4 separate regions of the Mus musculus genome follow, and all the other regions are linked to region 4. A link is a loop called in an ENCODE intact Hi-C map of the cell type or tissue named here. Cell type or tissue: left cerebral cortex. All regions are shown on one strand. Each heading gives the region's core, and the rest is flanking DNA. Links, peaks and the distances in the headings are about the cores only. Region 1 overlaps Enpep (glutamyl aminopeptidase). Region 2 overlaps Egf (epidermal growth factor). Region 3 has its middle 24 kb from the start of Gm52639. Region 4 holds the start of Gm35787 (a long non-coding RNA gene).

Region 1 (5,824 bases), core at 1,451-3,950, 110 kb before region 4:
TTCAAGCAGCACCTGACTGAGCTGACAGAAAGCAGAGAGAGTTAGCACTTCCCTCGGACGGCTTTCTATTTCATAACATGCTACGGATTCAAAGCGGTGGGGACAGAAGCGGCAATGGCTCAGATGGTGTAACAAGGTCTCTGGGTTTTCAAATGAATGCTGTACGATCAAGCCTGTGCCCTCGCTGATTCCTCTCCTCTTTCTGTAATTCTCACTGCTCCGCACTTTAAACTGCACCAAACCTGATGTCCCCTCTTGGGGGTCACCATGAACATTGACCGACGTAGAGACTCAATTGGCCAAAGATGTTGTTTCCGGTTACTTGTCCTTGGAATGTGAACAGTTTCTAATCAATCAAAGAAAGCCCTTGCTCATTCTTTAGTTCTAGGGATCAATTGTGATTTGGCCATAGGTTTTCTCAGTCGAGAGGCATGGCTATGATCCTCACAGTATGGTTGGGCTTCCTTGGCTGAGAGCACAGTCTTTCTCTCTTCTTGATTCATAACTTAAACTAGATCCCTGGTCACTAGCAGTGAGAGCCCCTCCTCTTTGGACTTGTGCACAGGACTCAAAACTCCAGTTCATGTGCAGCACTTGATACATAGTACTGGGTACGCAGGGGAACTCTGCAAATTGTCTGTCATTGTTACTTTGATTCATATGGATGAAGATTCTGCAAACTCACCCTGTTAAACTAGTACTAATTAAAAAAAAAAAACAAAAAAACAAAAAACATCAACACTTTAGTTCTTCTACTAGCTTAAAATATTTCCAAAAAGGGTGCTTGTCATGTTAACTTATATTTCCCAGTGTCATGGTTGCCCTTCATAATAGACAAGGTTCTGTGGTTGGATGATGCCCACAATCACAGTTTGACTTGAATTTTGTTTGTTGGGTGGGTTGGTTGGTTCGGTTTGCATGTCAAGAGGTTTAAGTGAGAAGAAAAACCCGTGTTTTTCTGAATGTACCCTGCCTCTCACATCATTGGGGAGTGTTATTATCTTCTTCAAGCAAAAAGTTGTCACTGATGAAGTAAGTCACAGAGGTATTCATGGGATTTTTCTTTCTAACTTATTTACCAGACTCCTTTCCACACAAGGCCGTAAACTGGGAACTCCGTGAGGACTAAATAAATGTTTTTATCAAATGACTTGATTGTCTGCTCTTAGGTAAATGCAAGATGAATAAATAGGAAGAAGGGAGGGGGGGCAAATTACAGCTATTTATGTGATTATATTCCACTGAGGGGTAAAAGAGTGAGTAATAAATTCTAGAATACACCAATCCCACCCCCACCCCTTCCCGGTCCTGAGAATTGAGCCTAGGACTTTGCCCATGCTAGCAAAATACTCTATCACTGAGATACATCCACAGCCTTGGTTTTCTAAGTCAGGGCTTCACTAAGAATCTCAGGCTAGCCTTGAACTCTTGATTCTGTTGCTTCAATCTCCCAAGTGCAGGGTTCACTGGCGTTTACAACCAAGCTGGGCTTAATGGTGTTTTGAAACATCAAAATTGGAGTTTAACTGACTATTCAAATGTTACAGTTTAATATCAGAATTTGATAAAGGGAGGTCACCAAAATACTTTAATAGAAAAAATAAAAGACAAAATTATTTACCCGTTGTGTAGTTTATTTTCAAAAAATTACGAATTCATCAATGTTTACTGTCATGATGATCGGCAACTGAAGATTTTTACTTGTTTATTTTTATCTCTATTCCTAGCCTTTGTCACCACTGGGACAGGGGAGCTAGCAGTAGAGAGTGTGACAGGAACTGGCTAGTGTGCACTGCATAGGGAGGCCCATGAAACAAAGCATTGCCCCAAATGTTAATAGTTCCCGGGTGGAAAAACCCTGATGTAAATTGTTTAAAGACTCAACTTTGCAGAGCAGTTCCCCTCACCTTTCAAAGAAGGTTAGGGGGGATGCAAGTATTTAATGTAAAAGATAGATTTCCCAAGGGACAGGCTGATGGCACACTCCTTTCATCTCGGCACTCTGGAGGCAGAGGTAGACAGATCTCTGTGGATTCAAGCGGGGAGGGGGAGTCCTGGGGGGGGGGTAGGATTTACAACAATTGCTTCTTAAAACTTTTTAACCTACATCAGCAGCTGGGACTACAGGGACAAGATCAAGTCAACCAAACTTCCCAGCTTGGACTGGGGAGAGCTTATGCTATGTACCCCTAGCTTAGGAGCTGCCCCACCCCCATTGATGGCAGCTATGCAGGGGAGGGTTCCATTTTTCTTCAGGAATGTGGCCCTGGAAAGTCTACCCCATGTTCCAGTAGCTGGTCCTACACCCGAGTGTATTTTCATTTGTTTGTTTGCTGTTTGTTTTGTAAGGACATAAAATTGAGAAGGAAAAGTTGGGACAGTGAGGAGATGGGGGGAAGAGGCAGGAGGCAGGGAAAAAAAAAAGTTTTAAAGTTGAAAAAGGAAAACTGTTATAGACTCTTGCGCCCCAGGGAAGTTAAACTTCTGTTGGATGGTGTGCTCCTGTATTTTTAAATTTGCCCTTTAGTAGCTTTTCAGCGACACTTAGGAAGCATTGGAGTTTAGAGGTCACTTAAAAATACTTTCAGAAGTCAGAGAAAGATAAAAATAACTCCAAGTTGAGCAGTCTTGTTATTTCTTTATCAAATTCACGTGGGAGACTAAGCCCTTTAAATACACTTTATTGTTCGCCTTTACAACAACTGGACGAGGCAGTTCTTTTTAAAGGGATGCAGACAAGGTAAGTTACTCAATGTCACAAACTAGTCCAGTAGAGGGCAGTATTCTACATACTTCATGGTAATCTACATCTACACAGAGATAGGTATACACATCTATGGAGTGAACACACATGCATATATTCAGCCAGAGACGAATACTTACACGATCTAAATACAAACAGAAAAGGCTTAATTTTCCTAAAGAAAATTCTGTAGCAATCCTGGAAAGTTTTATTCCAGGTCCCTTGAGAGCACACTGAGAACGTTCACTAAGCCTACAGTTTGACAACTTGAACGCTTACTTGATACTGAACAATGCTCTCATCGGACATGAAAGGGAGAGCTGACCCAGAGAAGAGCGTGCACCTCGCTTGTGGCCAGGCTTCCTGCTGTGCATCTGAGAGCTGATGCATTTAGGATGTGAGCTTGCACCTAACTGCTAAGTTTTCACCACATCACAGCCTTGCAGCAACCAGCTCAAGTCAAAGAGCTTATAAAATAAGACTTGGGAAGGGCTGACACCCTACTTCCTGGAAATGCAAGGTGGGCGTTTCTTACACTTTCTGCCCTGATCCCCCATCTAGACAGGTGTTTGTCTATGGCTCCCTACTGCCTCAATGACCAGGTAAAGGCTCTTGGCAAAGAGCAGCTCAGGGGAAGTTCCTGGCTCCTGGCTTCTGACTACCTTCACAACGGATATTTGACACTGATCCTAGACCTCTGTCAAAGGCTTCAGTTGGGTTTCCACGAAGAAACAGATTCAGATTGTGTTAGGACTCACCATCTGCCAGTCTTTTTCTGCGTGGTTTACTCCCAAGAACTCGAAGAACGAAGCAAATCCTTCATTTAGCCACAAGTCGTCCCACCAGTCCATGGTCACAGTATTTCCAAACCACTGAAATGAAAAGCAACGGGGAAATAGATGCTTACTCTCGCAGTAGGGAGGTGCTAGGAAATTTCATGGCGTGGATTTGTAACTGACACAGAAGCAATCAGTATTGTACCTAACATGTATTTCCCACTTCATCTTGATTTGAGGAATGTTAAATTCTCCAGTTTATTAATATAATTTAAGGAATATATAATGTTATAGGAAGGTCTCTTGTGTTTTTATTAAATGCAAAACAGTCTAAAACTGTGGTTCTCAGCCTTCCTAATGCTGCCACCCTTTAATGCAGTTTCACACGTTGTGGTGACCCCAACCATAAAATTATTTTTTGTTCCTACTTTGTAACTCTAATTTTGCTACTGCTATTAATCATAATAGACATATCTGTGCTTTCTGATGGTCTTAGGTAACCTCTGTGAAAGGGTCATTTGACACCCACCGGGTGACCATCCACAGGTTGAGAACCGCTGGAAAGTTTCTGTGCAGTAAAATATTAGTGAAGGCTTAGACTAGCTTTCACGTGGGATGTTCTGAGTGGGTCTGTTTCACTTCGTTAGTCATCCACACTTTGTATTACTGCTGTGGAAAGAGGCCAGTTTTAAAAAGCAAGTGGATTTGTTTCAGGGAGGCCCTCTCTACCTGGTGTACAAGTTCGTGGGCAACCACGCTGGCCACTCTCTGCTGGTTAGATGAGGCCGATAGTAGGGGGTCGTAAAGCAGGTTTGTTTCTCGGTAAGTGACAAGTCCCCAATTTTCCATGGCGCCGGTGCCAAAATCTGGAATAGCAATTTTATCTGTGGAAAAAGACAGTCTGGTGAGAAATGCATTCTTTCCACTTGTTCACAGCGTCTCTTACCAAATTAACTTCTTTGGTTGACTTTGTTTTTTAAGGCTAAAAATAATGTTTCAGAGTGAGAGGCAGAAATCGTTTGTGCACAAACTCAGTCCTAATGCTCTCAACATTCCCACGGAGAAGTTCCTGTAGCCTCCAGACTTCAGTGTGTCGTCCCTCCCTAGCCCTCCCTTTTCTCTGAAGGATTACATGACTGCTCTTTTATTCCAAGCCTCTCTGGTTTTATGTCTTTTCTTCTCTTTACAGTAATTCATTTTTATTACTTTCCCCCATCTTTTATTTATGACGTTGGTTATAAACAGCACCTATTTGGGGGATACAGTGTTAGGGAAAAAAAAAGAGTGAAGCCTTTAAATGAGAACTGAGAAGACAGAACATGTGAGTTCAGAGAGACAGCTTGCATGTCAAGGACACAGACTTAGAAACCCGAGTGATGTACAATTTAAGGACAGTCTGATTCTCGGCCAATCTAATGTCCCTTTCCTCTTTTCCTCCACCTTCCCTTTGCCATCTTCCTTTGTATTTTAAATAAGCTAGAAGGACATGGAATTGACCAATTTCTCTCTCTATTTTTTTATCCAGGTCACAGGAATTTCTGTCCTATTTTCTCTGGATTTTAGAAATAACACCCAACAAAGGGAAGCAACATTGAACACTTCCACATTAAATCTGCATACAGGAAAAACACCGATTATCAGGGAATACAGCTTCCCAAGCTAATGAACTGTAACCTGAATATAATTTTTATTACTACTATAATTTAAATGAGGCACAAAATTTTAAATAAGTGAAATTTCATTCTAACATGTAAGAAAGAGGCCTTTTTGATTAAAATTTCTTAAAGATTTGTATGAAAGAATAGTGTATATATATATATATATATATATATTCATTGAAAATCAAGGTAAGAGTCGTGATTTTCTTGTCATGTTCTCATTGTAGGGGTCGCTCTTACTGTGGCATAAGAATAGCCCTCAAGCTTGGGAAAGTATGACCCTATAGCCAACAGTTTTTACAATGTTGGAAAGTACAATTTGCACAAATCCTTGAGCAAATGCATGCAATCTCTTCTCTAGTGAACACGGACATTATAATTAATTAATGTCAATTCAATTACCTTTTGATATGAGTGAGGACATCACTTCCAAAGGCTCTAGTATACAGATAAATCTGAAAGTGTTAAAGACACCCAGGGAAGCACATGGGAGAGAAGAGAAGAGGGAGAGAGAGAGAGAGAGAGAGAGAGAGAGAGAGACTGGTGTGAATTCTGCATCTGGGGTCACCGTGATCACAAGGAGTGAGACAAAGACAATGAACTCTGCATTCCAGTTCCTGTAACATTCGGAATTTTCCTCTGAGTCT
Region 2 (5,824 bases), core at 2,241-4,740, 270 kb after region 4:
TTACAGATGTAAGTGCACAGTGTGCCCTGCCGTATTGTATTGTATTGTACTGCATTGCATTGTATTGTATTGTATTGTATTATACTGCATTGTATTGTATTGTACTGCATTGTATTGTATTGTACTGCATTGTATTCTATTGTACTGCATTGTATTGTATTGCATTGTATTGTATTGTATTGTACTGTATTGTATTGTACTGCATTGTATTGTATTGCATTGTATTGTATTGTACTGCATTGTATTGTATTGTACTGCATTGTATTGTATTGCATTGTATTGTATTGTACTGCATTGTATTGTATTGTACTGCATTGTATTGTATTGTATTGTACTGCATTGTATTCTATTGTATTGTATTGCATTGTATTGTATTGTACTGTACTGTACTGCACTGTACTGTACTGTATTGTATTGTAGTGTATTGTATTGTACTGCACTGTATTGTACTGTACTGCATTGTATACATAGGTGCTGAGAGCTGAACTTGGGCCCTTAGGCTTGTACGGCAAACACTTTACCGACTGAGTTATACGTGGGCCCTTCATCATTTTTGCTATTGGGCTACAGCAGTCTGAAGCTGAAACCCACCATCCATCCACCCCTGGCTGTCAATCCCCACCCACCGCTGCTCAGGCACGCTTACTGGCGTGTCCATGAAATCAGAGCCCTGAGGCTGAGGCAAAAGAACCTTGAGTTTGAGGCTAGTCCAGGTTACATACAAAGACTTGTCTTAAAAAAAAAAAATCAAATTTCTGAAAAACATTAAGTTATGTGTTAATATATCAAAAAACCAAAAATAATTATATCATGTGCTAACTTAAAATTTTCTTTCTCTTTCCTTCTTTTGAGATATGGCCTCACTATATATGTATATATGTATGTGTGTATGTGTGTGTATATATATATATGAGCATATGTATATACGCAGCTCTGGTTATCCTGGAACTCACTCTCTACACCAGCCTGGCCTCACAGAGATTCCTCCTGCCTCTGCTCCTGAGTGCTGGGATTAAAGGCAAGCACCACTATGACTGGGGAAGGTTTTTGAGTTTCCTTGTTTTCTTGTTGTTGTTTTCTTTTGTTTGTTTTTTACATCTATCTTTCCAGGGGAACAAGCCGCCGATGACTTAAAGTTCTTTTTACGAATATACAGAATCCAAACAATAGGCTAAAAAGTGCAGTGATGGGCCACCCAATTAGAAGTTCAAGAGTTTCCCTGGGGATCTTGTCTCCCAGAAGTGATGGAGGTTTTTAAATATATACGCCTCTTATTAGGAAGATTATTATTCATATAAAACAACAGCAGTGTTTGTTATACCCACTACACCAGGCCTATGGTAAACTCCACACACTAACTCAGCCTCACAACAACTCTTGTAAGAAGCATTATCATCCCATACCTCATAACAAAGAAAACCAATGCCCACAGATGAGAAGGCGCGCCAGGGGGCTTAGGTGCTAACTTGGATCGGAGCTATACAAGCTGCTTCCAGAGCCAATGCTGTTTACTGCTAAGTGTGCTATATAGCAGGGTCTTTGGGGAGAGCACCTGGCTGATTATGCTCAACTTTGCAGGATATGAAACAGTTGTAACTTGAGTGCTTGCTCAGCTTTGGTAAATGTGGTTGGATATTTACCTTGTGATGGCAGTAGGTACCTTCCATAGCACCAGAACGCTGACACCTGGTAGCTAGGTGGGCCACTGGACAGTTTTATAAAGCCCCTTCAGCAGGAGTCTTGTGATTCCATGATTTTTGTTTTTAACAGCACAGACTATTATAACACTTCCTAAGCTGTTTCGACCGATGACAGTGTGACATCATCATTTTAAAGGAAAGGAACAGGAGCCCTGAGACGCCTGCTCCCCGACGCTAAGGTAGTGCTTTTACATAAAATGTACGCTACCGTCTCACGGTTTGAAAACCCCTAACTTTAAATTACTGAAAACAAAACCCAATGACCAGAATTTCTTTCCAAGTTAGAGAAGATCATGATTTCTCTCTAGCAATAAGTAGGTATTGTGGGTAATTATCAGCAGGCAACCATGAAAAATGATAGTTATGCCGGTTGATGTGGGCATGCGATGCTAAAAGAAGAGTCTGGACTGCAGTAGTGCATTGTGGGAGATAAGCACATCTGATGTGAGGATGCAGCACACGTGCAAGGTCCTGGGCTCAGTCCTCAGCATCACCAAAACGGAGGACCACAGATCTTACACATGTGTAATGACTGGAAAGGAAAAGTAGGAACACTGATGTTTTTGTACAGCCAAGTCCAGGCTTGTGAAAAGAGCTCACTCCTCCTTTTAAATGCAGTATTTTGCTCAAGTTCATCCCAAGGAAGTATGCATTTCCTGGGGGAGCTTAGAGAAAGGCTGTCAAGTTTCATGGTAAAGAAGAGTTACCTGTAGTAGTAAGTCCCCCACATCCCCAAGACGAGCAGCAGGACCAGTGCCACCATGCAGACAGCCACCACCATGATGTCATGCTTCTGCCCGTAGCCAGCATGACGCAGTTCCCACCATCGTAGGTCTCGAGTCTGGCATCGATCCCCAGAATAGCCAATAACACAGCTGTCAAGGATACAGGAACAGAGGTCAAGCAGAGGCCCCCAGTGCCCGATTCTTACAAACTCAATGTGCATTGTCTCTAACCCTGTGCCTTTCCAGATGCAGCTTTGTGAGCCTGTGATGTCAGCTGACAGTACAGATTTACCATCAACACTCACAATATTACCACTCACGGGCTTTCCCCTTTTCTCAGCCGGCCTTTGGGACGACGGGAGCTATCCGATGACAGATGAACTCTGGGGCTAAGGTCCCACGGAGGCTCCCTTTCTTTTTTTTTTTTTTTTTTGGTTTTTTTCGAGACAGGGTTTCTCTGTGTAGCCCTGGCTGTCCTGGAACTCACTCTGTAGACCAGGCTGGTCTCGAACTCAGAAATCCGCCTGCCTCTGCCTCCCAAGTGCTGGGATTAAAGGCGGAGGCTCCCTTTCTAAACCAACACAAACCAGGAGACACCTGGAGACAGGTGTCTGGCCAGACCGCAGCAGTCCCAGGTCAGAGGAGAGAACTAGGAAACAGCGACCCTTGTGGAGCCCCAGGCTGTAATAGAAGCACACACACAGGCCCGGCACTGGAAGCAGGGCCTTGGCTAAGGAGGGGCTGTTTGCTTCTGTAAAACTCACCACTAGCCAGAGAGAAAATGTGGAAAAAACAAAACAAAACAAACAATAACAACAAAAACCAACCAGAGACATAAAAGGTGGGGAGCTCTCCTGAAGGCAAAGGGCCATTTGCCTATAAATTCCTCACTGTCCAATGAGCTGGTTACTCTAATTATCAGACACCAGTTTGCTAGCAATGCTCAAAAAGTAAGCGAAGCAATGCTGCCATCTACTGGAAGTGCTTGTTTCTAGAAACTAGATGCTGAGAAACAACTGCATTTTCTTCACACCAAAATTAACTTGGAAAAAAAAAATCCCATTAAAATTCCCTTCTCCTGACTCCACCAACCCATCCACTTCTCCACTTCATTCTAAAAGGACCCGAGGTGGGAAGCATGGAAGAACACTGTTGAACGTTCCAGAAGATCTGGAGTCTCTTCCCTAGTTCTATCCATCGTAAGAAAGTGGAAACTCACTTCCTCCGGAGGAAAGTAAAGGAGCAACACTTATTAGTCACCATGACTGACACCACACTACACATGGTTTTTACTCGCTATTTTTTTAACTTTTTTTTTTAGATGCCCCCTATTATACAGGTAAGGAAACAGACTCAGCATTAAACAATTTGTATGCGGTCACACAGTTAATGACTGGCAGGCCTGACTCGCGTGGTTCTCAGATGTCAAAACATCTATGCGGTCTGCTGCACTGTTGCTTCTCACAGGGCATCCTGCTCTCCTCACCTCTGAGCAGACCATGGAAGAGAGGCAGGAGCTGAGGTGGGGCCTAAAGGCTGCCCAGGCTTCCTGGGGTCTATTTTTAATTCTAGCTCATTTTGGTTATAGCTATTTATTGACAATCCCTAACAGTCATTTGAAAAACAACTGCTGCATGCTAATGGGCTCCACTTGCAAACCCAAGTGATGGGGTCTTGAGCACCGTGCCCAGGGCAGTCAAATGGCCAGTGCTCCTTCAGAGCATGGGGCACGGCCATGAGTCTTTTGGATTATTCAACTTATTAATTAGTTTCGCTAAACCAAACAGAAGGTTCCCTGGATAAATGCATTTGAGTTTCCATGGTCAAACAATATGATGTCACTCTAGACCAAGTAAGGGTAAAGCAGCCTTTTAAGTGAGTTGTGGTCACAAAGCCGCGAGGAGTGGCAGAGCTGAAAGTGTTCTCCAACCTCTCCTGTCCTCAAGAAACCTCACAACCTGCTTGCTGTGGGGGTCGCAGCTTTGACAAAGGCGCATCAGAGGGATGTCTGGCCAAAGCCAAATCAGAAAGAATGAAGACCTCTGAGCTCAAGAGTTAGAATGTCCCAAGAATCCAGACCAGCAAAGTTATAGGGAACCAGTGGGCGTGTGTGGGTGCTTCAGGAGGGTCCCTGATGAACCCGCACTGGCAGGAACCCCCTGAGGTCTGTGGCTGTGGAATTCATAGCCGTGAGGGAGGCTGAAGGGACAAATGGAGGGAAGCTGAAAATTGTTAAACCACATTTTTATCAAATCAATTCAAAATAAAGTAACGCTCCATTGACTGTGGATACCAGCGACTTTAAACACTGCTTTTGGTTAAAGGTCCTTAAATGCGAGGGACGCCTTCAGCTGTAGCCTGTTAATTAAAGACAGGGCCTCCTGTGACCCAGGCTGGCCTTGAGTGGAAAGACCTAGAACTCCTGATTCCCCCACTACTACCTCCTGAGCACTGGGGCTGCAGGTGCTCCTATGTCTCTGCCCAGCTCCAGTTCAGCGTGTTTAAAACACAACGGAAGAAGATGCAGCTGCATAGGGGCATAACAATAAATTCCGGCAGAGTCAGACTGGAGGGAAAACTGCACTATGACAAAATGCAAACCCTTCATACTGCAACAGTAATCTAGGGACCTAAAGCTAACTACCATGAAGGAAATAAGCCATAGACAATCAATGACACATCCCAGTTTTGTAATTTTTGTGTTTGGTATAGTAGGATTAAGTGTGTAGATAAAAACTATTTGATTGCTAACATTAATTAACTATTCATTAAAAGTGAATTATTATCTTATACTTGAAAGCATCTTGAGTTACAAAATCATGGTATGGTAATATAAACTCAAAAGCAGAGTTCTACTAGAATTGAGTCCTTTTTACTAGTATTTCCAAACATCTCCACAATTTTTGTCAAGCTGATGTGATTTTTAATGTAAGACCATACTCAGTCAAAGAATATAGCTTCTTCTTCCTCTAACAACTTACTTTCTTTTCATTATTATTAACAAAAATCACAAAATTGTTTAAGTCCATAACATCCATTCCTGAGGTCCACAGGTCCAGGCATGTGAGACCTACATGTCTGCGCACACCGGCGCAGCCCCTCGCATTGCCTTGAACATGTGAAATTAGTTAACAGTAGGATGTAGCCCTGAATTAAACCCTGCCCACTTGGGTTGAGTGTGGCTATCCGTGTGTAGGTGTGCATGCAGTGCACCTGGAAACCAGAATTTGATACCAGGTGTCTGAGTCCTCTGTTCTCCACCTCTTAAAAGTCCTTGTTTATTTCTTTTTTTTTTAAAGATTTATTTATTTATTATATGTACGTACACTGTAGCTGTCTTCAGACATTCCAGAAGAGGGAGTCAGATCTCATTACAGATGGTTGTGAGGCACCATGTGG
Region 3 (5,824 bases), core at 1,516-4,015, 1.1 Mb before region 4:
GTTATGAGTATTATATAAAAGATGTCCAGTAAATGGTCTTAATACCAAATACAAATGAAAGCTTTCTAAGCAGCTGACTATATAGGTAATCATTAATACTTGATTAATTAAGAGAAAATACAATCATTCAAAAATTTAGGAAATGCATCCATGGATGATTCAAACTCAAAAGATTATTTATAGGTCCATATATCCATATGTTAGATTCTAAAACTGTTTTACAAAAGTCTCAGTTGATGTGATTTTAGTACACCTGGGGCAGTCTTACTGAAACTAAGAAGACAAAATATTGGATTCACTTTTTATGAATATAATGGTGTTAATTAACACTTAGTAATTTGCCACAGTGACATGGGCTGCAGTGCATGGATGGAGTAAGATGTTGTCTCAAAGGAAGCGAAGAATAGCTTCCCCTTTAAAAAGGTAATACGACCAGGTACTTGCTTTTCCCTTCCGTGAAAGATGTAAGTTAGTGTCAACTCTGTTGGTCACAAGTAACCCAAAGCCTTTGATAAACTCACACACACACACACACACACACACACACACACACACACACACACACACACACGTATATATAAAATCAGCTTTGGGCAACAGTTCCCAACCTGTGGGTCGCAATCATGTTTGGCAACCCTCTATCTCAAAAAAAAAATATTACATTATGATTCATAAAAGTAGTGAAGTTACAGTTATAAGTAGCAGCAAAGATAATTTTATGGTTGGGGGTCAGCACAACATAAAGATTTGTATTAAAGGGGTATAGCATTAGGAAGGTTGAGGACCACTGGGTTAGGGCAAACACTCCTGAAAGCTAAGTTCTAAAGGGAAGCCTCACTGTACTGAGAGCTGGGCGAGAGATTGGAGTTAAATTGCTTAGTTAATCAAATATCTCAATGCAGAAAGCCAGAGGGTGGAACACTTTTTTTTCCGTTCAGAGGCAGAGCTGCTTCGACCCCTGAGCTACCAGGTTGTCGGCATTTAAGAGTAAGTGGTCTTGCTTGCATTAGCGCTTTTTCAAGCTTCAATTGGTATCACCAGAGAAAAAGGCTCAAGGTGGTAGCTATGATTTCGAGAATACCAATGCCCTGATTGAGACAACAGGTTTTGCTTTCTCCCCATCTATTGTTCTGCGTACTTTTTTCTCCATTTTACACCAGAACAAAGGACCATTGTTCTTAGCCTGCACTGTGTGTTCTAGGAACATTTGTGGGAAAATATAACAGGAAGGCTTTCTTTCCCAGTTACACATTAGACCATCACCTCACAGAAGTGCCAGCAGCATAAAACGTTTCTAACAGTAGCTGATTTGTATGCAACAATGACCATAAGGGTAACTCTCCAGCAAACCCGAATCTCATATATAATGCATAGCAGTTAATAAATCAGAGTAAAATCAGATGGCTTAGAGCCAACAATACCTAACTAGTAATGGAAAGGGGTGGAAAGATTTATGGAGAGGCAGATTCTGTCTGGATTTTGCTTTAAAGATGCTTGCCAACCACAGTGGTGTATGGGAGTATCTCACTCTCTAACTCTTGTTGCCTTGAGTGTTCTGCAATTCGCTCCATCTTTTCCTCCTGAGGGTTTTTTGAGAAAGCTGTTACCCCTTTTCTTCTACCACCAGGTGGAGTGTTCTCTACTTAGCATTTAAGATTTTATATTTCAGAGCAAGATGTCATATGGGGAGAAAATGTTCTCTTGGTATCTCTGGTTATTTAAGTCATTGGTGTTTTAGAACGCTGCCTTTCTCAATCAAAACCATACAGATAATTCGTCCCTGAAGCTTCTGGTCAAAAAGCGAATTTATGCTTCAAGTGGCATCTCACACATCTTGACAGAGAAACGGAATAATGTTTTTGCTTTAGAGATCAGAGAAAACTGCTCCTACATGTGTTTATTGTATACACTCCCCACCGTTCACTTGCCGAGCCAGCCATCTGAGTCGTAAAAATGCAGAATTTGCAAGTTTGTCACATGTCGAAGGAAAGAATATTGAAGACAACATGTGCCTCACAGATCTGAGAGAAGTGTTCCCTCAGAATCTGTTTCTGGTTATTAGTGGGTCTTGGCCAATTTCCGGTGCTGACATGGGCTGTTGAGATGAGTGGCAAATATATCACCTCAGAGTTAGAAATATCTGAACCTAAGGAGCTAATGACGCTCTGCCAATTCTTAACATTGCAGACGAGGAAAGCACATGGCTGAAGTGAGAATGGGCAGCTGAGATTCTCTTAGTATCTCCACTTATTTTATTAATCGTCTATCTTTTGTAGACTCGAAGTTATATCTTGGACTAATACTACATTTATGTTGACATTTTATCTTACAACTTCATTTTAATGAAAGTGTAGAGCAGCGTTCATCTTCTTAAATGTTATGGTATCAACCCAGTACTGTCACTAAGATAATGTGGACTATGGTCCTTCTTAAAAACTTGGAGTTACAGAATGAATGATGAAATCTAACACAAATTGGTTGTTTATTTTTTTTTTCTTTCTCTTCTTCCATGGTGCTTTAGGGATAGATGCCTTCCACCATGACAGCCACAAGATGGCAGTAATCCCTCATTAAATGGAGAGTTGCCTTTGCCCTGATCACAGAGCAGCGACCAAGGAGCTAAAGAGATCTGCAACCCTGTAGGTGCAACATTATGAACTAACCAGTACCCTGGAGCTCTTGACTCTAGCTGTGTATCAAAAGATGGCCTAGTCGGCCATCACTGGAAAGAGAGGCCCACTGGACAGGCAAACTTTATATGCCCCAGTACAGGGGAACGCCAGGGCCAAAAAATGGGAATGTGTGAGTAGGGGGGGTGTGTGTGGGAGGCTTTTGGGAAAGCATTGGAAATGTAATTGAGGAAAATATGTAATAAAAAAAATTAAAAAAAAAGAGAGAGTGGGAATGGGTCTCAAGTTGGGCCTTACTGGTTGACAATTCCCCAGTCTCTGCTCCATCCTCTGCCCCCGAATTTCCTGTAGACAGGATAAGTTTTGGGCTGAAAGTTTTGTAGTTAGTTTGGTGTCCCTATTGCTCCTATGGGGTTCCTGTCTGGCTACAGGCGGTAACTTCTTTCTGGTGACTGCTATGAGCCACAGTTAAAGGTCACTCCACATTTATTCTTGAGTGCCTCCCTTGTCTCAGTTCTCTATCATGTCCTCTAGATCTTCCCACCTCCCCACCTCTGTCAGTTGAAGATTTCCATTCATTCTCATGGTCATCTGGCCATTCTCCTGTACCTTCCCATCCTGACCACACTCCATTACCCTTCCCATCCCATGACAAGCACTGACACTATTAATGATACTCTGTTATGCTTGCATAACAGAATCTAGCATGGCTATCCTCTGAGAGGCTCTACCCAGACTCATAGGGACACAGTCAAACAGTGGATAGAACTTGGGGACTCTTATGGAAGAGTTGGTGGAAGGATTGCAGGCCCCCAAAGAGATAAGAACTCCACAGGAAGACCAACAAAGTCAACTAACCTCAACTATCAACCAAAGAGCATAGGTACGCTGGACTTAGGTCTTCCCCCACTAACCCCACCCCCAACCTCACCCCTGACACACAGATGTGTAGCTTGGTCTTCATGTGGGTCCCAAACAGCTGGAACAGGGGCTATCACAAAAGCCGTTGCTTGTCCTTGGAATATATTCTTGTAGCTGGGCTACCTTGCCTTGCCTTAGTAGGAGAGGATGGGTCTAGCCCAGCAGAGATTTGATGTGTCAGGGTAGGGCGATACCCTGGGGATCTCCACCCTCTCAGAGAAGAAGTGGGGAGAAGAAGGAAGGATTGTTGGAGGGAGTGATTGGGAGGAGGGCAAGTGAGTGAACAAATAAAAATAAGGTGGGAAAAATAGAGTAAAGAAATAAAGGGAACCTTCTTGGGCTATTGAAGAGAACAGAGACCTTCATGGGTAGAAACAGTAAAAGTGGCCTAAGCTAGAGTGTAGGCAGCTTTATTTTAATGTCTTCAGGGTTTTAGATGGCAGAAATTTCAGTTGAAATGCTGTCATTAGTTAGAACAGTTCTCTAGAAGCAATATGGTAAAAGGACTCCTCTGGAGTGGCTCAGGAATGTGACTAGTCTCCTCTCTGTGTGTAGTAATTAACTCCCTGACAACTGTGAAGACTTAGGCTTGTTTTGGCAGATTCCATCTCTGGCTCTTCTGTGATGTGCTTCATTAATGATAGGCACAGTAATGACTGGCAATAGAAATGAGTGGCTCACCGTTATAAGATTCCATGTCCCTGAAAGAAGATATTAATTTAGAACAAAATAACGGAAGGCAGAAATGCATAATTCAGTGGGCAAACAGGCTTGTCCTAGAACACTCTGTGCGAGAAAACACAGGACAAACAGCCCATCTTCCAAGGTAGTCATAATATGCACAAAACAGTTCTGAAACCTGTACATATTTTTTCCTGTTTATTTTCGCAAATGGCACCAATTAGTAAAGTGATCTTTAGTTCTGTAAATGTTACCTAACATGAATAATATACTCAAAATCCAGAAAATTGGAGATAAACTTTGTAAGAATTTAGAGATTCATCATCAGGAAGTATGTTTTTAATACTCTGTAACTCAGCTAGATTATACTTGCACAGAAGAAACAAAGAGGAAGCAGTGGTGGGAACCTTAACTGCCACAGGGATTTGCAAGATTAAATATGGGAAAGGTTTGCAAAATTCCACAAAAGTTAATGATACTAATATCCAAAGAGGCTCATTGTATTTTAATATATGTTTTATAACATTTCATGGAAAGGACATGGACTTATTTTTGTTTATAGTAATAAAGTCTCTTTAGAGTCCAGTTTTTACTAAACATTTCTTATTCCTACTGGACTTTATAATTCTGATTCTAGAAATTCATGACTGTGACTGATTGTCTTCAGGTGTGCAGACAAACGGCAAAAGGCAAGAGATTTTTACCAACATATCAGCCTTTAAATGCTATTACTGGGGCAGGAGATGGCTCAGTGACTATGTCCTTGCAGAGGCCATGAATTTGGTTTCCAGCACTCACTATCAGGCGGCTCACAAACCACTAGTAAGTTCAGCTCCAGGAGTATCTTACAATGCTCGCCTCTGTGGGAATCAGCCCTTATATTCACATGTACCACCACACAGACATGCATATGCACACAAATAAAATATTATGTCTAATGGGTGTACTAGATACTATAATTTATAGTTGAAGTTTCATAAGGAGTATATGCTCTTCTTATTACATTATATATAATATATATGATGTATATATATAAAATGTACATATATGCATGTACATTGAAATCTAACTATAGCATCTTTGGGAGGTCACAAATATATTAATTATGTGATTGTGTCTGTCCATTCACAATGAAGACCTCTATCAAAACATGCTGTACTTTTAACGTATGTATATATGGTTAATTATGCCTTCAGGAACCCAGAAGGATGTTATTATGGAGAATATATGATTAACTAGAGAGCTAACAGGTGTTTCAAAAACTAATTCTTATCATTTTCATCCAACTTACTTGAATTATACATTCTTCTGGCATAAATCCAGTGCCTGAAAAAACACACACTATTTTCATCCTTTCAATCCATGGCTTATACAAAGTGACCATTTGTGAAAGACATTTGATGAATTTAATTGAAATGTTCATTTAAAAATATGTAGGCAGGGGCTAAGTGTAACTCCAAAAATCCATGATAATTTCTGTATGCTGTCATCTTCATTTTTTAATACTTATTGGAGCATAGCTGCTTTTATTTCGAGCCAGGGAAAAGTAAGGACCAGAGAATTTTGTTCATACAGTTTTCATACAAGCCAGG
Region 4 (5,824 bases), core at 1,592-4,091:
TCTTGTTGAATGCTTTCTCCGTGACTAAGGAGATGATCATGTGTTTTTTGTCTTTGAGTTTGTTTATATAATGGATTACGTTGATGGATTTCCATACATTAAACCATCCCTGCATCCCTGGAATAAAACCTGCTTGGTCAGGATGGATGATTGTTTTAATGTGTTCTTGGTTTCGGTTAGCGAAAATTTTATTGAGTATTTTTGCATCAATATTCATAAGGGAAATTGGTCTGAAGTTTTCTATCATTGTTGGATCTTTCTGTGGTTTAGGTATCAGAGTAATAGTGGCTTCATAGAATGAGTTGGGTAGAGTGCCTTCTACTTCTATTTTGTGGAATAGTTTGTGCAGAACTGGAATTAGATCTTCTTTGAAAGTCTGATAGAACTCTGCACTAAACCCATCTGGTCCTGGGCATTTTTTGGTCCCTTATTACTTTTAATATTCTATCTTTATTTAGTGCATTTTTTTCTGATTATTATGTGTCGGGAGGAATTTCTTTTCTGATCCAGTCTATTTTGAGTTCTGAAGGCTTCTTGTATGTTCATGGGCATCTCTTTCTTTAGGTTTGGGAAGTTTTCTTCTATAATTTTGTTGAAGATATTTGCTGGCCCTTTAAGATGAAAATTTTCATCCTCATCTACTCCTATTATCCATAGGTTTGGTCTTCTCATTGTGTCCTGGATTTCCTGGATGTTTTGAGTTAGGATTTTTTTGCATTTTGCATTTTCTTTGATTGTTGTGCAGATGTTCTCTATGGAATCCTCTGCACCTGAGATTCTTTCTTCCATCTCTTGTATTCTGTTGCTGATGCTCGTATCTATGGTTCCAGATTTCTTTCCTAGGGTTTCTATCTCCAACATTGCCTCACTTTGGGTTTTCTATATTGTGTCTACTTCCCTTTTTAGGTCTAGTATGGTTTTGGTCATTTCCATCACCTGTTTGGATGTGCTTTCCTGTTTTTCTTTAAGGACTTCTATCTGTTTGGTTGTGTTTTCCTGTTTTTCTTTAAGGACTTGTAACTCTTTAGCAGTGTTCTCCTGTATTTCTTTAAGTGAGTTATTAAAGTCCTTCTTGATGTCCTCTACCATAATCATGAGATATGCCTTTAAATCCGGGTCTAGGTTTTCGGGTGTGTTGGGGTGCCCAGGACTGGGTGAGGTGGGAGTGCTGCATTCTGATGATGGTGAGTGGTCTTGGTTTCTGTTAGTGAGATTCTTACGTTTGCCTTTTGTCATCTGGTAATCTCTGGAGTTAGTTGTTATAGTTGTCTCTGGTTAGAGCTTGTTCCTCCCATGATTCTGTTAGCCTCTATCAGCAGACCTGGGAGACAAGCTCTCTCCTGAGTTTCAGTGGTCTGAGCACTCTCTGCAGGCAAGCTCTCCTCTTGCAGGGAAGGTGCACAGATATCTGACGTTTGGACCTGCCTCCTGGCAGAAGATGAAGGCCTGAAATAGGACCTGTCCCAGAAGCTGTTAGCTTCTGTAGTCCACACTCTCACCTTTGCAGACTAATCTCAGAGGAATCCAGGAACCAAAATGGCTTCCCCAAGTACTCAGGCAAAGCCCTCCCAGACAGGGAGGGCACCTGTCCTCTGGCAGGGAAGGTGCCCAGATATCTGGAGCCCAAAACTGGGCCTGCCTCAGAAGCTGTCCTCTAGGGACGTTGGGGGTGTCCACCGACTCCACGCTCAAGGTGACCCGGTGCTGGTGCCCGGAAGGGACTTGTGACTGGCAATGTTTTTCAATATATTGTATTATTTTCTCTCACTCTTTTAAGGATGTTAGTTTTCCTTTAAAGTGTGTGTGTGTGTGTGTGTGTGTGTGTGTGTGAGAGAGAGAGAGAGAGAGAGAGAGAGAGAGAGAGAGAGAGAGAGAGAAAGAGTGAGAGAGAGGAGTTTGTGCACTCTGCATGCTGTGCTTTTGTGGAGACCAGAAGAAGGGCACACTGGATTCCTAGACCTGGAGCTGCAGCAGTGGTCCTCTGCCCCACGTGGGTGCTGGGAACCAAACTCAAGTCCTCTGGAAAAGCCACACACTCTCCTAACCTGCTGATCCATCTCTACGGCCCCTAGGGCATAGTTTTCTAACTTTATGCTTTTGCTGTCATTCTTCCCCTGTTACAATAGGAATCTCTATAAATTTTGTTAACTGAGTGTATAGAACTGCACTGGATGTATGGTAAGCACCAGCCCTCCTTCCGAGGGATGTGAGGTGAGCACCAACCAGTTAAGCAGACACTCAACTCTTTTTTTTTTTTTTTTTTTTTTTTTTTTTTTTTTTTGGTTTTTCGAGACAGGGTTTCTCTGTATAGCCCTGGCTGTCCTGGAACTCACTTTGTAGACCAGGCTGGCCTCGAACTCAGAAATCCACCTGCCTCTGCCTCCTAAGTGCTGGGATTAAAGGCGTGCGCCACCATGCCCGGCTGACACTCAACTCTTAAAATAAGCTGTAACCCATTTCAACCTTTATCTATCCTGTTCTTTACTTTTCCTAAACCTCCATCATGAGAGAGAATGGCTGCGCCTAGCTTACTGTGAAAGTACAGCTACAAAAATGATCACACAACAAAAGAATCCGGAAGTCTGTATCATTTGCCCCAATTATAATACTAAGAGTGCAGATTACTTTCATTCTCCCCCCCCCTCCCCCATGGTAGATGGCCGCTCCAAGATGGAAGAGCGCCACCTGCTGTCTGCTGAGCCCATTGGCATGCCTCGCTAAAGCATTTTAATAGTTTATGAACTCTGATCTATTTCCCACATTTTCATATGAAACTTTTCACCTAGCAATCTATTTTCCTCCCCTTCTCCATCTCCCATCTTTCTCTTTCTGGGAATGTCTTTCTGTGTTAACTGAAGGCTTTTGTATTGTAGCATACAGTACACGAACTAAGCTATTCTACCTGTGTTTATTTTACAAAAATATAAATTTTGTAACATTAAAAAAAAGTTTGGCTGGTTACTATGTAACTGATGTAAATGTGCCACAGAGCAAGGGAATGGTTCATGTGTGGAAATGTAGAAGATCTTATCTCTGGAAGCTTGAGGGAAGAGTTATTGTAGCAATTCTAGTTTTTCTGGTATGGTATACCCTTAAGATCATAACTAGCCACCGCAAGCAAATGTGCTCTGATACTTCCTTCAGATCTCACATCTTGACTTTTATAAGTAAAAATGTCTTGCTTTGTCTGTGTAACTGGTTATAGTAGACACTGCTCGTCACGGAGTGTCGCCCATCTGACTCCAAATGTCAACGGTCCATCTAACAGGCACATACTAAGTTCCTGCCAGGTGTGAGGTTCTGTTCTAGATGACCGGTGATTCAGAAGGATCCCCAACAGACATCTATTTCTTCTAGGAAGTTCTGTTCCGGTCTTTAGTTGTTCAGCCATTGCACAAGTAGGTGAAGAGGAGAGACCATCCCTGCCTTCATGGCAACTGGTAAGCAACTGGAGAGAAATAAATAATAAACACGACAAACTATGTGGTACACTGTCCTGGCTGGTTCTGAGTATCAACTTGACACAAGCCAGAGTTATCACAGAGAAAGGAGCCTCCCTTGAGAAAAAAAAAAAAAAAAAGCCCTCCATGAGATCTAGCTGTAAGGCATTTTCTCAATTAGTGATCAAGTCTGAAAGGGCCCATAGTGGGTGGTGCCATCCCTGGGCTGGTAGTCTTGAGTTCTATAAAAAAGCAAGCTGAGCAAGCCAGGGGAAACAAGCCAGTAAGTAACATCCCTCCATAGTCTCTGCATCAGCTCCTGCTTCCTGACCTACTTGAGTTCCAGTCCTGACTTCCTTTGGTGTTGAACAACAACATGGAAGGGTAAGGTGAATAAACCCTTTCCTCCACAATGTGTTTTTTGGTCATGATGTTTTGTGCAGGACTAGAAACCCTTACTAAGACATACACCAAACTGTATATCAACTATGCCCTTCCCACAAATTCATTTTCTGAGATCCAAACCCCCAGTGCCTCAGACAATAACTTTATCTGGAAGTAATTTCACCGCAGATACACTCAAGAGACTGTCAGATCATAATGGAGTGTGGCTGGCCTGTAATCCGATATAACTTAGCCTCTGTGGATGAGGGGAACGTGGACCTAGGAGGGCTGCGTGTGAAGAGGGGGTCTAAGATCAGGGCAATACGCTGTTAAGGAGCACCACAGAGCACTAACAGAACTGTGGCTGTGACTCAGGGAGCACTGCATAGCATGCATGAGGCTCAGTCTCCAGCCAAGTGTCAGGAGCTAGAGGAGAAGAATGGGCAGACTGTCCTTCCCAGCCTGCACAAAGAACCAACCTGTGATCTTGATCTCATGGATCCAGCCTCCAGAACTCTAAGATACCTAGCTCTTGGTACTGGGCTGTAAGAAATAATAAAATAGAAATGAATCTATAGACAAAAAATATAGCAAGAAAAGGTACAGGAATGTGGAGCCTCCAATCTGGGGTGAGTGACACTGAAGGAGTGACCTCTTAAGAACATAGTGATTCTTTTCTTCTGGGTGGTAAATGTTTCAGGGCATGCTAGGGGTAGTGTGTCCATGACACTGCATGCTCTACCCATGCACTTAAAGATAACTATGGGATGTGTGAAGCTCATCTTGATGAAAAATAACAGAAGTGGAGGAAAACAGATGGAGAGAGTGGGAACTTTAGCAAAGACTTAAGAGACGGAAAGTCTACAAGGGCAGGCCATAAGGGCTGTTTTGTTGGTTTTCTTGCAGCGGATGCCCAGGGAACACATTCAATGGACAGAGAGGAGAAAGGACTCTGCCCTTTCATCTGAACAGCGTGAGCATGAAAACTGGCTTACATCTTTTTTTTTTTTTTTAAATCTTTTCATTGTGGACATTTTTTTCGTTAAATGGACTTTTTGTGTGTGATATATTGTAGTTATTGTCTCCCTCCCCCAACTGCTACCAGATCCACATCCCTCTCCCCCTCCCCCTCTCCCCCCTCCCCCTTTCTCTCTCCCCTCCCTTCCCCCTCCCTTCTCCCTCTCCCTCTCTCATTCCCCCTCTCTTCCTCTCTCCCTCCCCCTCTTTCCCTTCCTCCCTGTCTCCCTTCCCCCACTCTCTTTCTCCCTCTCTCCCTCCCCCCCTCATTAAAAAACAAACATTGTGGACATTTTAAACACAAAATATTAGTAATGAAATATTAATAATGAAGCACATATCCAGCTTTGATGGTTACCCGTATTTTCTCACCTTTTTAAGTTGTTTTTTTCTTAGCACAATGACTTTCTCTGCTTTTCTATTTTTTTAAGATTTATTCATTTTTATATGCATTGATGTTTTGCCTGCACAGACTGGTGTATGTCTGTGTGAAGGTGGCAGGAAGATCCTCTAGAACTGGAGTTACAGGCAGTTGTGAGCTGCTGCCATGTGGGTGCTGGTCATTGAACCAGGGTCCTCTGGAAGAGCAACCAGTGCTCTTAACCTCTGATCCATCTGTCTCCAGCCTGCCTTTCTTTAAAAAAAAAAAAAAAAAAAATCACTGTTTGAGAATTTCAGCCTGGTGGCGGCGGCACATGCCTTTAATCCCAGCACTCAAGAGTGCAGAGGCAGGCAGATATCTGTGAGTTCGAGGCTGGCCTGGGCTATAGAGTGTTTCAGAACAAGCCAGGAATGTACACAGAGAAATCCTGTCTCAAAAACAAACAAAGAAACAAACAACACGTAATTTTATATGTACATATAATGTATGTTGATCAAATATACCCCTCGCTTCCTCTCCTGCAGCTCCTCCCATGTGCTACCCGCCACTCTTTCCAACCAACTTCTTGTACTTTTGTTTTTACCACTGCCAGCTTGGTTTT

What was found. A loop is a pair of places that touch in the nucleus more often than their neighbours do. Peaks named below come from ENCODE experiments on the same cell type or tissue, not always from the same donor. Only the 100,000 strongest peaks of a DNase experiment are listed, where the experiment ranks them.
Region 1: a loop joins it to region 4, with 7 times the contacts of the local background. A loop is called at or near these places in 35 of 42 quality-filtered maps.
Region 2: it touches region 4 in a loop (4-fold over the local background); 29 of 42 quality-filtered maps call a loop at or near these places.
Region 3: a loop joins it to region 4, with 2.3 times the contacts of the local background. A loop is called at or near these places in 3 of 42 quality-filtered maps.

What each region holds. Positions count from the first base shown.
Region 1 is chr3:129,305,521-129,311,344 of GRCm38, forward strand. It overlaps Enpep (glutamyl aminopeptidase), which reads right to left. Exons shown (of 20, transcript NM_007934.3): 5 at 4,249-4,403; 6 at 3,502-3,615; 7 at 1-21. Among named protein-coding and RNA genes, the nearest start is that of Enpep, 24 kb to the right of the region's middle. In left cerebral cortex, for the core only: CTCF peaks have their summits at 2,755 (motif pointing right) and 3,576; DNase peaks (open chromatin) are centred at 2,784 and 3,552.
Region 2 is chr3:129,683,778-129,689,601 of GRCm38, forward strand. It overlaps Egf (epidermal growth factor), which reads right to left. Exons shown (of 24, transcript NM_010113.4): 21 at 2,408-2,575. Among named protein-coding and RNA genes, the nearest start is that of 6330410L21Rik, 67 kb to the right of the region's middle. In left cerebral cortex, for the core only: a CTCF peak has its summit at 3,395 (motif pointing left); a DNase peak (open chromatin) is centred at 3,395.
Region 3 is chr3:128,346,759-128,352,582 of GRCm38, forward strand. No RefSeq gene overlaps it. Among named protein-coding and RNA genes, the nearest start is that of Gm52639, 24 kb to the right of the region's middle. In left cerebral cortex, for the core only: CTCF peaks have their summits at 1,610 and 2,531 (motif pointing right); DNase peaks (open chromatin) are centred at 1,602 and 2,564.
Region 4 is chr3:129,419,385-129,425,208 of GRCm38, forward strand. It overlaps Gm35787 (a long non-coding RNA gene), which reads left to right and starts at 3,734. Exons shown (of 5, transcript XR_376058.2): 1 at 3,734-3,824; 2 at 4,731-4,797. In left cerebral cortex, for the core only: a CTCF peak has its summit at 2,714 (motif pointing left); no DNase peak of the experiment used is centred there.